Linked DNA regions of Homo sapiens: region 2 is linked to region 1. A link is a loop called in an ENCODE intact Hi-C map of the cell type or tissue named here. Cell type or tissue: Calu3. All regions are shown on one strand. Each heading gives the region's core, and the rest is flanking DNA. Links, peaks and the distances in the headings are about the cores only. Region 1 overlaps ERBB4 (erb-b2 receptor tyrosine kinase 4). Region 2 overlaps ERBB4 (erb-b2 receptor tyrosine kinase 4).

The links. Hi-C counts contacts between places; a loop is a spot of excess contacts. Peaks named below come from ENCODE experiments on the same cell type or tissue, not always from the same donor. Only the 100,000 strongest peaks of a DNase experiment are listed, where the experiment ranks them.
Region 2: it touches region 1 in a loop (8-fold over the local background); 12 of 110 quality-filtered maps call a loop at or near these places.

What each region holds. Positions count from the first base shown.
Region 1 is chr2:212,515,526-212,523,879 of GRCh38, reverse strand. The region is part of intron 1 of ERBB4 (erb-b2 receptor tyrosine kinase 4); the gene reads left to right. Among named protein-coding and RNA genes, the nearest start is that of ERBB4, 19 kb to the left of the region's middle. In Calu3, for the core only: no CTCF peak of the experiment used is centred there; a DNase peak (open chromatin) is centred at 3,359.
Region 2 is chr2:212,398,202-212,406,555 of GRCh38, reverse strand. All of the region lies in intron 1 of ERBB4 (erb-b2 receptor tyrosine kinase 4), which reads left to right. Among named protein-coding and RNA genes, the nearest start is that of MIR548F2, 24 kb to the left of the region's middle. In Calu3, for the core only: no CTCF peak of the experiment used is centred there; no DNase peak of the experiment used is centred there.

The DNA.
Region 1 (8,354 bases), core at 325-8,324:
CCAGGAGTTAGTGAGTTCCTTCATGTGTGGGGTGGTAAGCTCTGATCTAACCTCTTCTATGATGATAAGAAATGAGTGAGGCAGCTGAGGAACAACTGGTCCACAATGTTGGGGGTGAGGATTGAGTTCTGTGATTTCTGAGAACTTGTCGTAAGCACACTGTGCCCAAGTATCTTTTCATAGCCTCTAAAAATTAGAGCAGATGAAACCCATCCTTCAAGTCTCTATGGCTAGGATTCCCACCCATCTGCTCCTCATCATCCTACCTGCTCTTCATAGATTAGTAGATTTGTGAAGGATTTTTTTTAATTGTCATTCTTAAATAAACATTTTGCCTTTTTCTTAACAGTCTTCATATTAGATATTCACACTTCTGATCCATTATATTATCACCAATTAATCATTCTCAATTTAAAAAACAATAGAGAATATAAGCATACAAGCTTAAAATATATACACTTTACTTTGCTCTTCAGTTTATGCCAGCAGGTATTTATAACTAAATACTGATTTAACTAAACTGGAAGGAGAAATATATAGGAAGGTGGGAACATAGTTAGGCACAGCAGGAATTTAGAAAACTGGGCCTGCATTTGTGGCTGGGAGATAAAATGTTAAGAAATAACAGCAAAAGAGAAGCACTTTCCTAGGGAAACTGAAAATCAAAAGGAGATAAAAAGACAGATGTACATATGCATGCCTGGCGTAATTACAAATAAAGTAGACCTTTATTAGTCAGCTTTGGAAATATTTTAAGGCCTTTGACATTTCTCTTTTACTACCACTTTTGGATCTACACTATAAACCTTCTAAATAAAATGTTTTGCTTTTTCCATTTGTGGCCATTCTTTTAACATTATTTTTGGTTCCCCTGTATGAAGACTGCATTTCTGTGATGCCTACGTTCTGTTTTAGGCTTTCTGATCTACCACCTCTCCTCACTTTCTACAGTCTATATCCACTTTAATGCCAGGAGGCACCAAGCCCGTTGCTGGTACTTTTATGCATTACGTCTGGTGCCTCCTTAAACCTGCGTGGTAGATGGTATTAATCCTCTGTCATAGATAAAGAAAATGAGACTCAGTTATGTAATTGGACAAATCACACAGCTATTTCTCAACAGAGGCGATATTCTAACAATCAATTTGGCTATTATTGGGTGTATATTAGACTTAGATTTTAATTTACTATTTTTAAGGAGGCAATGAATAAAGGTAATGCACTCAACAAGAAGTAAGTCTATCCAATGCTTCTGTCTGGCTGTGGTCCTCTTCATCTTTTTCTTACTGTCCAGATGCCCTCCCCTGTCTTACCTCTGCGTAGATTATTCTAAGCTCTTACCCCTATACAGAGCTCTAAACCTTCCTGTTTCTACTGCCTGCTCGATATCTCCACTTGGATATGTCACAGCATCTCCGACTCAAGCTATTCAACGTTTTACTTATCGCTTTTCATAATTTAATGTGCTTTTCCTATCTTAATTGTTATAAACTTCTGTACATCACACATTAACTCTTCATTGGTAAAAAGCCAAGAAATCATAATATCTAGTACTTATTAAAGGCCAACTGTATCAGGAAGTGTGCTAGGCACTTCTTATACAATATCTCACCTGACCTTAACAATATGGACACTACCATCCTTATTTTACAAACAAGGAAACAGAAGCTCGGAGAAATTAAATAACTTGCAAATGGCCACACTTGTGCAGGTGGCTGATCAGCAATGCCTAGGCTCCTATTAAATTCACATAGTCTAAATATCAACATTTTATATATGGCGATAAATGAAAACTCCTAAGAAGTATGCTGGCAACATAGATGAATTTCTTAAGTATTTTAGGTCATTGACAGTGATTTTGCTTGATACTCATAATAATTCTAAATAACCAGGAATATTTGTGAATATATCAAATATGGAAATGGGATCAAGTATATTAACAATAGGTGCCACTCTTCTAACTTAACATTGTGGTTTCATTATATTTATAATAACTCAAATAGAGTAACCATTGCAGTAACTTTTTGGAATTGATCATGCGAAGTAAAACTTTGCAAGGAGTAAAATAGAGGAATCTGAGAATTTAAATAGTGCAGGTTTGAGTCCACCATGTGAGTATAGGTGAATTACTTAATCTTTTTAAGCTTCAATCATCCCATCTAAAAAGGGAATTGAATATTAATGTTAACCTCATAGTTGTGAAGGTTAAATGAAATGCATGTAAATGCATATAAAATAGCATCAGGTACATAGTAAGTGCCCAATAAATGTTAATTATATTTTGTATGCTATAGTAGTAGTAGGAGAGAACTAGGGCAGTTAAAGGCAAAATAGAAACATCATAAATTTAAAGTTAGAAAACGTTAAATATGAGAAGAGCATGAACTTTCTCTTTTTCATAATTTGAACTTGACTTTTGTGTGTCCTATGAATATAAACAGGTGATACAATAATGGTTTATAGAATTATTGTACACATGGACTGTCATGAGAACTTTAAGTAGACTATTTGAGGAAGAATTTGGCTCTCTCTGAAGGGCAGTTTTCTCAAATCCTTTTTTTCTTCATATTCTGTTTTTATAGTTTTGGTATTAAAAAAAGAGCTTAGAGAGACAGTTTTGTTCCAAAGATTTATGTTTACCTGGCAAACTCAAATCCTCTGTCCTTTCATCCTTATTGTTTTTTAAAGTGCCTTCAAGAGAAAATGGTTTTTAATCAAATTCATGAGATAACTTTTTATGTTACATTTTATAGGCATTTAAACTTCAATATAGGACACAACTAAAACAATGTATGACTGAATGTATTTTTGGAAAAATTTCTGCATGCTAGAGCAGAATCATCCACATCTATACACAAACACTGACAGAATTTGTCACATAGAAGATAATCTGTAAATTGTTGTGATTATTAAGTGCTTTCCCTATATTACAGTTTTTCACATTTATTAAGGAATCAGGTAAAGGCTATGCATGACATCATAAACTTCACAGAGCTATGCCAGTGGTGTCCACTTGCTAATTAACATTGATGTGCCACAAAACCGTACATGCTTAAAAAAGATATTAGTAATGGCAAGGGCGATTTCTGCTCTTCTACAGTTGAGTGCTTGCTTTTTTGCAACAACCTCAAACTCCCTACAGTCCGTGGGTTAGAATTTCTAAAAAGTTATTTCTCCTATCAACCAATGTGGAAACTTTTTCAAGGATGCTGTGAATTCTTCATTTTTGCAAAAGATAAGAACAAATTTAACAATGAAAGCTATTTTTTTAGACTGAGAGATAGGTAGAAATTTTGTATACAAGCTCCACCACATGTCATTATCTTATTCAGCTGACAGGTGGTGCTCCAGAACAATATGGGCAGTGGGGATGTGTGATTAGATTTCCATCAGTTTCTGGGACAAACCATGAGCTATACCTTTAAGATAAAAACCTTTTAATGTAGTAGTTGAATTACCGAAATTTTTATGTGCAAGAATAGTAACCCAATAAAATAATTTTTACATGCAAATAACCTTATACATTTTAAATGTGTTTTAGATGCAGGCATTGAACTAGACTGGGATGAAGTTTTCATGTAGTTTCAACTCAACTTTTTACTTTACTGCAAAGCAATAAATTGGAGTATTAAACTATAATTAAAATCAATACAACTGATTTTCCTCCATCCGTTGTATTATTTAGCATTATTATGACATTCTGTTTAACCAATGATTGATCATAAATAGAAGACAGAAGTGTTAACAACATATTTTAAGACAAATATGTTTAAATTATATTTTTCCAATTAAGGTATCCTGATATATGTTTCTTTTGTTTTTGGTTGATAAATAATAATTGTCCATATTTATGGGATACAGAGTGATTTTTCAGTACCTGCATATGTTGTATAATAATTAAATTAGAATAATTAACCTATCCATCAACTCAAACATTTATCATTTTCTTGAATTGTGAATACTCAAAATTTTCTCTTAACTTTTTGAAAATATACAATAAATTACTAAACATATTTACTCTGCATTGCTACAGAACACTAGAACTTTATTCCTATCTAGCTATAATTTTGTATTCTTTAACCAACCTCTCTCTATATTCCCCTGTGCCTTATTCTTCCCAGCCTCCAATAACCAAAATTCTACTCTCCACTATTATGAGCTCATTTTTTTAGCTCCTTGTATTTACCTTTCTGTGCCTAAGTTATTTCTCTTAACGTAATGTCCGACAGATTCACCCAGGTTGCCCCAAATGAAACAATTTCATTATTTTCTTAATGGCTGAATAGTCATCTACATTAGGTATTTATCCTAATGCTATCCCTCCTCTAGCCCCCCGCCCCCTGATATGCCCTGGTGTGTGATGTTCCCCTCCCTGTGTTCATGACTAACAGCCATTTTATTTATCCTTTATCATTTTGTGCAGTAGCTTTAATATTACCCAGACCACTGTAGCCATCAATACATTCTTGAAAAAGAATATGATGATTTGTAATTTTTCCAGGAAGATAATTGGGAAATTGTATATATTGCTTGATTAAATTTTAGTGTATTTATATTACATAAAACCTGTAACTCAAAGTTGAATCATGTCTCTCACTTTTCTAATGGTATTAAGATTTTTTTTAAGCATTCAAATTAAATAGAATTTGTTGTACTTTTAAGAAACAATTCAGGGATGACTGAGATCTATACTACATTCTTATTTCTGAGAAGGCTAGTAAGCCTCTCTGGATTTATTTGTGCTTTGAGAAAAAGAGTGTAGAAACGCAGTTTAGGTTTTGTAAGTTTTTCATTTTTCCCAGTCAGAAGTCTTGATTAGAACACCAGTGCCTGTGATTCTGGGTACACACAGGATGGCATTAGTAATAGTCCCATATAACATTTTTTCAGGGGAGATGATATAACAGCTGTCCTTTTTGCCTGTGATCCCTATTTGGAGTAGTCTCAGGACTGTGAAAAAAATCTTCTCTAGGATTATTGCCTGACATGCAACTATTCAGGTCCCCAGACCTGACATTTACTCCCTGCCCTACTTTCTCCCTGGAATCACTGTTTGTCCAGAAGGAGTTAGATATTGGATGGAGATACTGTGTTAGCAGATATTATCTCAACACAGTACTTATTCCTCCCCTCCCGTTCCTGTATTTTAACTCTAAACAAGTGCATTTAACAACTTGGGCTGTCTGTTTTCTAAACTCTTTGGAAATTATTAAGTATAAGTAGATTGTCAAGATTGATCTTCGCAAAAAAAGATCACATTTTTTTCTAATAGGGGCTTGTGGTACCATAAATGGTTAATTTTTACACAAATATTTGATTCTTAGTGGTTTCATGCATCATGGCAATTCTGTTAGTACCTTTTGCTATGCTATATAGTTTTTACAAGTATGCAAATGTTGAAGGATATTTAATAACCCTGACGTTATTAAATGTTCAGTTATCTCCCAAGGTTTTTAAATGGGTCTTGGGAAATTTTGAGATTAAATCATATAATTTGTAACTGAGACATAATATTCATTCTTGAATATAATTTGCAGTGACGGCTTTATGAAGGAAGAACTAATTACTCTCATGATTGAGATCAGAGACAATTATTAGAATTATGTTTTCTAAGGTTATTTTTCTATGTACAAACTATGTCCCTTGAAAACTGCAAGCTGACGTGTGCTTATTGTGCTTATCTAGAAAATCAGTTCCTTATCAATTAGCTTATAGTGTTTTAGACTGATTTATGGTCAAATTAAATAGATCTATTGACATTTTCATCAGAAACTATAAATTAAATATGTATCTTGTAGTTGAGAACAATGAAAACTAGGTGGCCTTAACAAGTGATATTAATAACACTTTGGAGTTTTCTAAGTTTTCCTATATTAGAATAATGTATTTTTACAGGTTGAAAATCAGCACAGCTCTACTCTGAAGGATTGTTTTGTGTTTTATTTCATACAGTGTACAGCATTTAATTCTTATAATAACAAGGTTGCTCACTTTGCCAGCAGGAGGCCCCTCAAAGCAAGATGATGCCTCTCATTTGGCAGATTTCTGTATAAATAAATAACACTCCACACATTCCTTTCAGATACCCAAGTAAGTGAGATAATGCTATATAACTTTTTTCATTAAAAAATAGCTGTATTATGTCAGTGACCTGTAATCAATAGCACTGCAAGGAGAAGCGACAGCCTCATTCACCTTGCATCCATGCAGAAATAACTGAACTCTATTTCCATGGCTGGAAGGAGAAGAAGAAAGAAGAGAATGAAAGAAAAGAGCAACCTTGGAATGCAGTCACTCTCATGCTAACAAGGGGGAGTTTCAACTGACTATTTTTACTACATTGAACTTACCACTCAACACATTGCAAATAACCCTTGTACTCTAAGTATTGGGATAATCATTGATAATAATGGTGTGGTGGGAATATAGTAAACAGTCTTTTGCCATGTCCCTTAATTCTATATAATTTTCTATTAATGTTTCATCAGTTGCCCAAATATTGTACTGAAAAGGTTTTACTGATTGAATATAAAGATGCAGTCATTACAAATACCATTTCTGGGCAAGAATGCAATGTATGTTTAAACTTCTGTAATTCAGGATAAGACAATATCATCTACTTCACATTGCTGTCTACTCTTTCTGACACAGGCCATGAATTGTAAACATGGAAATGTTGTATAAAGAAAGGAAGAATAAGAAATATGCTGTTGAGCAAACCAAAGTTAAGGCCTTTAAATTCTTTCTCAATGAAAATTTCAAAATGTTTGTTAATTTCGAATTTCATCTGTAATTCACAAACTCTTATTTTATTCTAAGACTTTGAACAGATGTTGTGGAGAGAATATAGAAAACTTTTGCAGTGATTGTGGGCCTGAAATTAAAGCCTTTACTAAGAGTTATCTCACTTTGAAATTTGTGGAAGTCGTGCAAACATAGTTCAATGGAATTCAGTTCATTCTGCATAGACATTCAACACATTCTGCCTAGACATTCATTTCTTCAATACCTCACAGGCCTTGCATAGCAGTGAAATCAGACAGCCTGATGTACAAAGACAAAGACCAAGAATATTTGGCCCTAGCTCCTTAATTCAATGATTTGAATCTATATGGGACGTCAAGAGTATAGAGTTTAATACATTCACTATTCACAAAACAACATCAGCAGCAACTCTTTAAATATCCACAACATCTGGGTGATTTTAAACATAAACACATATAAATTCAACACACTCTAATGAGGTTGCAGATTATTTTCTCACTGTGTTAAATACATTTTAACGTTAGCTCTGTTTCTAATATATATGAGACATGGGACTGTTTGCTGGAAGAGCTCTTATATGATCATCTTTTCCAGTTATTTTACAGAAAATAAGTGTAAGATTTAGAGATGTTATTTGCCTAAGAATAGGTTGCCAGTCAGTGGCAGAGACTGGAACTCATGTTGTCTGACATTTTTCTACTGCCCAAAGAATTACTCCATACAAATGGAGGAGAAATAATAGATCACTTTAGAGTTCTTATACTGGATTTATTTTGTACATTTAATAGGTAACTTTTATGTTATTATTAAAATAATATATTTCAGAAATATTGAGAAATACATATAGCAAAAATGAAGAAAATATTATTTGTAATCTTATCACTTAGAAATAATCACTACTATTAGTACTTTGTACTAATAACATTTTGCACATGTTTGTAAATACTTTCTTGATGTGCACATGAGTGTATGTGTCTGTGTGTGTGTCTATAGTACTACTTACAAAATGATATGCTTTCTATTATGTTTAATAACCAGGTTTTGTACTTATTTTATACCCCAAATTTTAATTTCTGAAATTCTTATTTGGACCAACACATTTAGTGATACAATTTTTAGAATTATTATATGAAATCAGTTTACTTATTCACTTCCTTTAATGTTGTCCTTTATGCTTTTATTGTTTTATTTTTCATTTTTAATTACTCTTTTATGTTTAAGAAGCTGGAGATAACTCTTTTGAGTTACATCTTTACAGGTAATTATGATTTCCTCAGAATAAATATTTGCAAGGTCAAAAATTAAGAATTTAAGCTTTTGGTATTTAATGGTTCATTACCCTGAAGAAAGTTTGCGTAAATTTACTTTGCTGCTACCCATTTAACAATTGATTTCAAAATTTTTTTTGTTTTTTTAAAATTTAAGTTTTCTTAGGTGAATACAAATATCAATGAATAATTTGAATATCAATATACTAGTGAACCTTTTCTTTATTTTTTATCTTCATATAGAGATATGTGAAATATAAATGTTATTTCCTGGATATAGTAGTCTTAAGAATTATATATACTGAGGGTTATCTTTAATTT
Region 2 (8,354 bases), core at 21-8,020, 120 kb after region 1:
AAAACTAGATAACTATAATATGTGTAATCATCTTTTATCTGCAATTTGTAACAGCACATAAGTAGTAGTAATTTTGCCTCTAATATGGCTTTCAGCCATGTGTGCTGTTCTCATTTTATACCAAGAAATTGGCCATTTCATCATCCCAGACTGAGTGGTCATACTAGTTCTAGATCTGTGGTCATATTATCTGTCCAAAGTGAACCGATTTTTGTAGTCTCCTTTAGACTCTCAAGGAGTTCTTCTTTGTATTTCGATGTACTAGGACATAAGGTATCACTGCTGGCAGGTATTTGGAGGCACACATGTCTTAAACTTAGCCTATAGTCACAGGTACACAGGTACAACGTGCATGAAACTTCTCAGGCTCCTATTGGTGATGGTAGTAGTGCTGAATATAAAATTGGCCATACTATGGGAATAAAATCAGAAATAGAGACAAAAATTGATCAAATGTATTACTTAGCACTTCATTATTTTTCATGTTGTGAAATGTAGGTTTAGGAGGTTTATTAGTTCACACTGTGTATGGTTTTGGGCTTGTCCCTCGATATTCTTAGGATTCAGTTTTCTTCATGTTTCCTGCATGTGTTGGGCTACAACATTTAGAAAATCATACCCCTATTAAATTAAGTTGTTGAGCAGCGAGAGTGTAGAAGTTCTAGTTGTGCTGTTGATTTACATCAGTGTTGTATTCAAATTCATCAATTTTCTGAAGTACAAAGCCTTGTGTAGTTGAAAGACAACTGAAATTTAAGTTCAGAAACCTGAGATATTTCATCCAACATTATGTACTTACTAAGTGTGGCTGCTCCCTAGGAGCCAGCATACAAAAATAATTGAAGTATGTTCGTAACTTTGAAGATCTAAGGGAAACAGATGTGCATGATTAATTGTGAAAATATATCCTCACCTCTTTCAGATCTTTTATGAAGTGTTATTCTTTCTACTGAGGCCTTTCCAGGCTGTCCTATTTAGAACTGTATTCATCTCCAAATGCACAAAGCTGCCATGAACATTCGTGTGCATGTGTCTTTATGGTAGAATGATTTAAATTCCTCTGAGTATATACCCAGTAATGGGATTGCTGAGTCCAATGGTAGTTCTGCCTTTAGTTCTCTGAGGAATCACTGTACTGCTTTCCACATAGTTGAACTAGTTTACACACCTGCTAACGGTATATAAGTGTTCCCTTTTCTCTGCAACCTCACCGGCCTCTGTTATTTTTACTTTTTAATAACAGCCATTCTGACTGGTGTGAGATGGTATCTCATTGTGGTTTGATTTGCATTTCTCTGATAATAAGTGATATCAAATTTTTTTTCATATGCTTGTTGGCCGCATGTATGTCTTCTTTTGAAAAGTGTCTGTTCATGTCCTTTGCCCAATTTTTAATGGATTTGTTTTTCCCTTGTAAATTTAAGTTCCTTACGGATGCTGGATATTTAACCTTTGTCAGATGCATACTTTGCAAAGACATGGAATCAACCTAAATGCCAATTAATGATAGACTGGATAAAGAAAATGTGGTACATATATACCAAGGAATATTATGCAGCCATAAAAAAGAATGAGATCATGTATTTTGTGGGGACATGGATGGAGCTGGAGGCTATTATACTTAGCAAACTAATGTAGGAACAGAAAGCCAAATACCACATGTTTTCACTTATAAGTGGGAGCTAAATGATGAGAACTCGTGAGCACAAAGAAGGGGAACAAGAGATACTGGGGACTACTTGAGAGTGGAGAGTGGGAGGAGGGAGAGGAGTAGAAAAGATAACTATTAGGTACTGGGCTTAACACCTGGGTGCTGAAATAATCTGTACTGCAAACCTCTGTGACACGAGTTGACTTATGTAACAAACCTTCACATGTACCCCTGAACCTAAAATAAAAGTTAAAAAAATCCCCCTACAACAAATGCACACTTTCCAGCTGTTTGCCCTGCTGATTTTCTTTTACTTGTCATCCTCTAACATGCCATAACTCACATGTTCTGTATTTTACTTTTTAAAAACTTATTATCTGTTTTCCCTTTTACTACTACCAGTGTCATAAGGACAGAGGTTTTTTTCTTGGCACTAGGTGTTGGGCACATAGTCATTGCTCAAAAATATTTGTTGAATCAAAGAACAGATGGATAAATGAGTGAATCAATAATGAGGGACACTGTGGGAACAACGGGAAGAGTGATTACTTCTGCCTGGGGTCCAGGTGGGATTAACAGAATTTGATCTAAGTTTTGAAAAATAAGTAGTTTATTGAGTATTGAAGAAAGAGGAGGAAAAAGGATGACTTGAGAAAGTAATTCTAGTCTTGACTTGGCCATTGACTTGTGGCAAGATTTACTATCTTTGAGCTTCTGCTGGAACTGAGGGTGTATTATAGTTTTCACTTCCACTTTAGGATTCTGCTTTTCTCTCTTCCCTCATGGCTCGTGTGAATAAACTTTGCATCTCAACTAATCAGACTCTAAAACCTGTTATTTAGGGGGTTACTTAAAAATGATGGCTCTTATTAAGTAGTTTGAAGCCATCTGAAACGTTCAGTCTACAATGCCTTTACCTGCCTTCTTAAACTTCAGGAAGATGTCAGGAGCAAGTATCAGAGAAGTTATGGCTAGCAGGCCTGCCTAAAGAAGATGTGAGAGAGAACTCAAGTTAAAATTTGGTTTATTTTATTTTATTGTAGTAAGAACACAACATGAGATGTATCCTCAAGAGGTTTTTAAGTGCATAATACATTATTATTAACTTTAGAATTTATTCATCTTCCATAAATGAAACTTTGTACCTGTCGATTAGCAACTTCCCATTTCCCCAAGCCCCTAGTCCCTGGCAGTCACCATTCTACTCTGTGCTTCTATGAATTTCATTACTTTAGTATCTCATATAAATTGTCCCACGCAGTATTTGTTTTTCTATGACTGGCTTATTTAACTTGGTATAATGTCCTCAATGTTCATTCTTGTCACATATTGCAGGATTTACTTCTTTTTTAAGGTTGAATAATATTCCAGTTTATGTATATGACACATTTTACTTGGCAACGTATATTTAGGTTGTTTTCATATCTTGGATATTGTAAATAGTGCTACAATGAATATGGGAGTACAAATATCTCTCTGAGATTCTGATTATAATTCTTTTGGATTGATATGCAGCAGTGAGACTGCTGGTATGTAGTTCTATTTTTAATTGTTTGAAGAACCTTATACTGCTTTTCGTAGTAGCTGCATTTGCTTTTAAATCGAGAAATCTCCCAAAATTTCCGAGGATCCAAGCAGGACACTTTCATTAAAATATTTACTTTTTGCAGCCAGAGAAATGAAACCTAGGAGAAAAGAAGTACATTTAACAATTTTTTTTGAACTTTCTAAGGCCTTCGCAAAATCTATTTGATCTGTTTTACTAACTACAGTAATAAAAACCAAGTTCACCAATGTTCTGTTTTGAAATTTGAATTTCTTGAGATAATTTAATTATAACTGTTTATAAAATAATTGTTTTACAAAGCCAATAAATGACTAATTAGTAGATATAATTAGTCTTATTTCTGAACTGAATAAACAACAGGTCTTCCAACCCTGACATTTATTTGCATATGGGAAACAATTATAACAAAGTACATATGCTGGTATCACGTAAAAGTTGAATGAAACAAAATATATCATGAAGAAAAACTAATGAGCTGTGTTTCATTAATTATTTTTGGTATGATATTTATTGATAAAACTATATAAAAATGTTTTTATTTCTTTTTGTACAAAATAAAACAAAAATAAGGCTTTAGAGTTTATTAATTTACAAACCCCTGTATTTATACACATGCAGTTGTTTTTTTAATACCACTTATGCAAATTACTGACTTTTAATTGAACATTTTAAGAGATAATTGCAGATTCACATGCAGTTGTAATAAATAATACACAGAAGCCCTTGTACATTTTGCTCAGTTAACACAGTAGTCACATTTTACAAAACTATAGTATAATATTATAATCAAAAAGTTGACATTGACACCATCTACTGGTCTTATTCAGGTTTCTCAAGTTTTCTTTGAACTCGTGTGTGTATAAGTTCTACATGGTTTTATCACCTGGGTAGGCTCTTGTGTTCACCACCACCGTCAGGATACTGAAAGGATCGATTTATTCACCTTTTATAACCACATCCACATTCCTCCAAAGCCCGCCCAATCCCTAACCTGTGGCAATCACTAATCTGTCCTCCATTTCTGAAATTTTATCATATAAAACATTTTATATAAATAGATAATAAAGTATGGAATCTTTGAGATTGACTTTTTTTCACTCAGCATAAAGCCTCTGGAGTTTCATTCCAGGTTATATGTGTAACAACACATTCCTTTTTTATGCTGAGTTTTCTGAAGTGTGTATGCACCACTGTTTATTAAACCATTCACCTGTTAAAGAATATTGGGGCTGATTTCAGTTTCTGACTATTACAAATAAAGTTGCTGTGAACTTTAGTACAAAGGGTTTTGTGTAAATGTAAGTTTTCATAACTGAGGAATAAATGGCCGAGAATACAATTAATAGATTGTATATAAAAATATGAGAAACCTCAAACTATTTTCCAGAGTAGCCATGCTATTTTATATTCCCAGTAGTAATATATGTTTGTTCCAGTCACTCTACATCCCTGTCAGTATTTGGTGTCACTGTTGTTTTATTTTACCCATTCTGATAGGTATGTAATGGCATCCCGAGTTTTCAATAATTATGTTTGTGGCCTTTTAGTTTTACTGAGAGCCTTACTCTATACTCTAAACCACAGTAATAGATTGCCAAGGAGAATAAAAAAAATTATATAATAACGCAATCCATGTACAAAAATAAGATTATAATTTTATCATCATGTTTAATAAACATAATGGTTAATTTCTTCTCTGAAATGAGAACATTTATTATTATAAATACTTCATAAGCTAAGCTTATTTCATTTATTTATTTTGGTGTATGTTCAGTCATTTCTTGGTACACTTGCAAAAACTGTTATACCACATATTGTGCAGATCTGTTTTAGTAGTGTAAATATATTAACAAATATAAAAACTTTTTCAAAGCACTTGTATTTCAAATCAATATGAGCTTTCAAACCAGCTTTTGTAGAGAAGGCATATCTAATCAAAACATTTATTTAGAGGCCAGTCATGAAGTAAGCTAATCTTCTATTTATATTGGGTTTTATCTTTTCATATATATTATCTTACTTGATCTTCACAATAACTCTGTAAGGAAGTCATGGTATTTTACAAATGAAGAAATTCTGACTACATTGCTAGTTAAGTCTCGTTCAAGACTGCAGAGCTAATAATGGCCTAATGGTAAAACTGTGACTGGGATCCATGTCTAATGCTGGATCCATGTGTTCTGACTAGTGAAAGCAGAAATGAATACACAGACATTGGGTAAATAATAAAGTCCATGATTAATTTTTAAGGCTAATGCTTACCGTATGAACACTCTTTTATACCTAACTTAAAATTGGCATTAAGTGCTGTATCGTTATGAACCAAAACATAGCATTCTCTAGCAATTTACTTCAGATTCAGCTAGCATTTATTGAGCTACTAATATGAGAGGTGCTCTTTTAGGTTGTACTATATACATGCAAATATTAATTAATTTTGAGAAGAGTTTGCTAAGAGTTTTAACAAAAAATTGTTGCCCCAGACCCAAGTAGCCAGTTTATCTTTCAAGAGTTATATCTTTTTATTAAAGTTCAGAGACAGAGTGGGTAAATTATTGTTCAAATAATGGTCAGTTGAAAATATCTTGTTCTTACACAGATAATCAGAAAAAGTGGATTTATAAAATTTCATTTCTCTTTGCTCAATATTGCTCTCCTCAATAGCTTCAGTTTCAGAGACCAAATCCCATAGTTTTGTTAATGTATACTAAAATACATAATAAGAAAAATCTATTCAATGTAAAATTTTGATGATCTATCTAAACTATTTGTCTTTGCTGACTAAAAGGGAACTATATAAGATTTTATCAAGAGAACTCTTTTAGGTATCAGGTTAAATTTTAGTGATCACTGATTTGAAGTTATTTGTATTCTATAAAAATAAAGATATGGGGCTCCAAGCCTGGCAGTCTGTCAATCTTGACACCTCCTGTCTTTCACTGTCATGGTCAGTTATTCACTAAGTCCTATTGATTCTTACTAAATGTCTCCCCAGGTCAGCTAGGCCCTAGGTGCTTCACCACCTCCCCATTAGGCCACAGCATAACTGCAGTAGCCTCTTGGCCTGTTCCCTTCCAAATCCTCTTCCCCACTCCAGCAAGAGTGTTTTGAAATGCAAAAGTAATCATGTCCCTTCTCTACTTACAATCTTTCAAAGGTTTCCTATTGTCCTTGGTATAAAGTCCAAACTCTGGCACAGACTGAGGGTTTTGTCATCTTTCTAACCACACATCTTGCCACTTTTCCTTCACTATAACTTCTAGCTTCGCTTTTTCCAGGTTTTCTCATGGCACTTCCCCTTCCTGGTTCACAGTCCTTTCAGCCTGCCTAACATATCATTTGATTTCATTAAAGTTTTTCTCCGCCCCCATAGACTCTCAAAGCACTCTGAACTTTTGTCATGATGTTCATATACTATACTGTGCTCGTTTTTTGTTTGTTTGTTTTTGTTTTTGTTTTTGAGACAGAATCTTGCTCTGTCACCAGGCTGGAGTGCAGTGGCACGATCTCGGCTCACTGCAACCTCCACCTCCTGGATTGAAGTAATTCTCCTGCCTCAGCCTCCTGAGCAGCTGGGACTACAGGCACATGCCACCATGCCAGCAGGCTAATTTTTTTTTTTTTTTTGTATTTTTAGTAGAGACGGGGTTTCACAATGTTGGCCAGGGTGGACTCGAACTCCTGACCTCAGGTGATCCACCCACCTCGACCTCCCAAAGTGCTGGGATTACAGGCATAAGACACCACGCCCAATATATATATATATATATATATATATATATATATATATATGTATATATAAAATATATATCAGGGGAGGCATGACTTATTAATAGCAGCCCTTAGATTGAAGGTGAATAGATTGACAAAATCTGAGTGATCACCATTGTGCAGAATCACATTTCATCATAAACAAATGTTAAAGTAAATAACCCCTTAATACTTTTGTATCAGTTGGACTGTAGAACAATAATAATTAAACCATTTTAATTTCAAGATATGTCTGAAAATATTTGCCTCATATCATTTCTTTCTATAGGTAGGATTGGTAAATAATATAGATCTTAATATAGAATGTTTAGAATGAACAATATGGGCCAGGTGCAGTGGCTCGCACCTATAATCCCAGCACTTTCTGAGGCCAAGGTGGGCAGATCATTTGAGGTCAGAAGTTTGAGATCAGTCTGGCCAACATGGTGAAACCCTGTCTCTACTAAAAATACAAAAATTAGTCAGGCGTGGTGGTGGGCATCTTTAGTCCAGCTAATTGGGAGGCTGAGGTAAGAGAATCGCTTGAACCCAGGAGGCAGAGGTTGCAGTCAGCCAAGATCACGCCACTGCACTCCAACCTGGGCAACAGAGCGAGACTCCGTATCAAAAATAATAATAATAAAATAAATAGAATGAACAATATATTTTCAGACATATCTTGAAATAGAAGTTGTTTTCAGAAAACATATTTTTACACTAATAAATTAATATGCTATCTGCTTTGGTCTTTTAAGCCTTGAAAAATCTTGAATAAGAATCAATGAGTTGGTGTAATCACTTTTTTTTTAAGATGAGATTCCTCATTAAATGCTTTCATGAATTATTGTCATAACTTGATCAAATTGTAGAGGCATGTAAAATTATCCTTCTTTTAAATGCACTGTCTTTTACAAATACAATTGTTTTAGTAACAAAAACATGTAAATGTAATTTAAGTAATTAGCTCTGTCTATAAGCAAATCTAGCAATAAAACATTTAGCTCCATCTTTAAGTCAACATCTCAGCCTGCAGTCTTGCCATTCTTAACTTATTGTGACAATAAAATTTAATTAACATTACAATGATCATGTTGGCATTTTGGATGAGCGTGTTTGTTAGGATGAACTATTGATCTTGTATAGCCATAAAATTTTATTATGTTTTCAGAGAAGTGTGGAAATCTTTAAGTGACATCAGCTTTTCTTATGTTGGATATTTGGTTCAAGCTGTCACTGAATAAAGTTTGGTTTTACTAATACATTTTCCTGATTTTAAAAACCACATATATGTGCTCCAGAGAAAAGAATAAAGAGAAGACAACAAAACAAACACCCATAACCCCATTACCCAGAGATAATGAATATTTTACTATATAGCTTTACTGC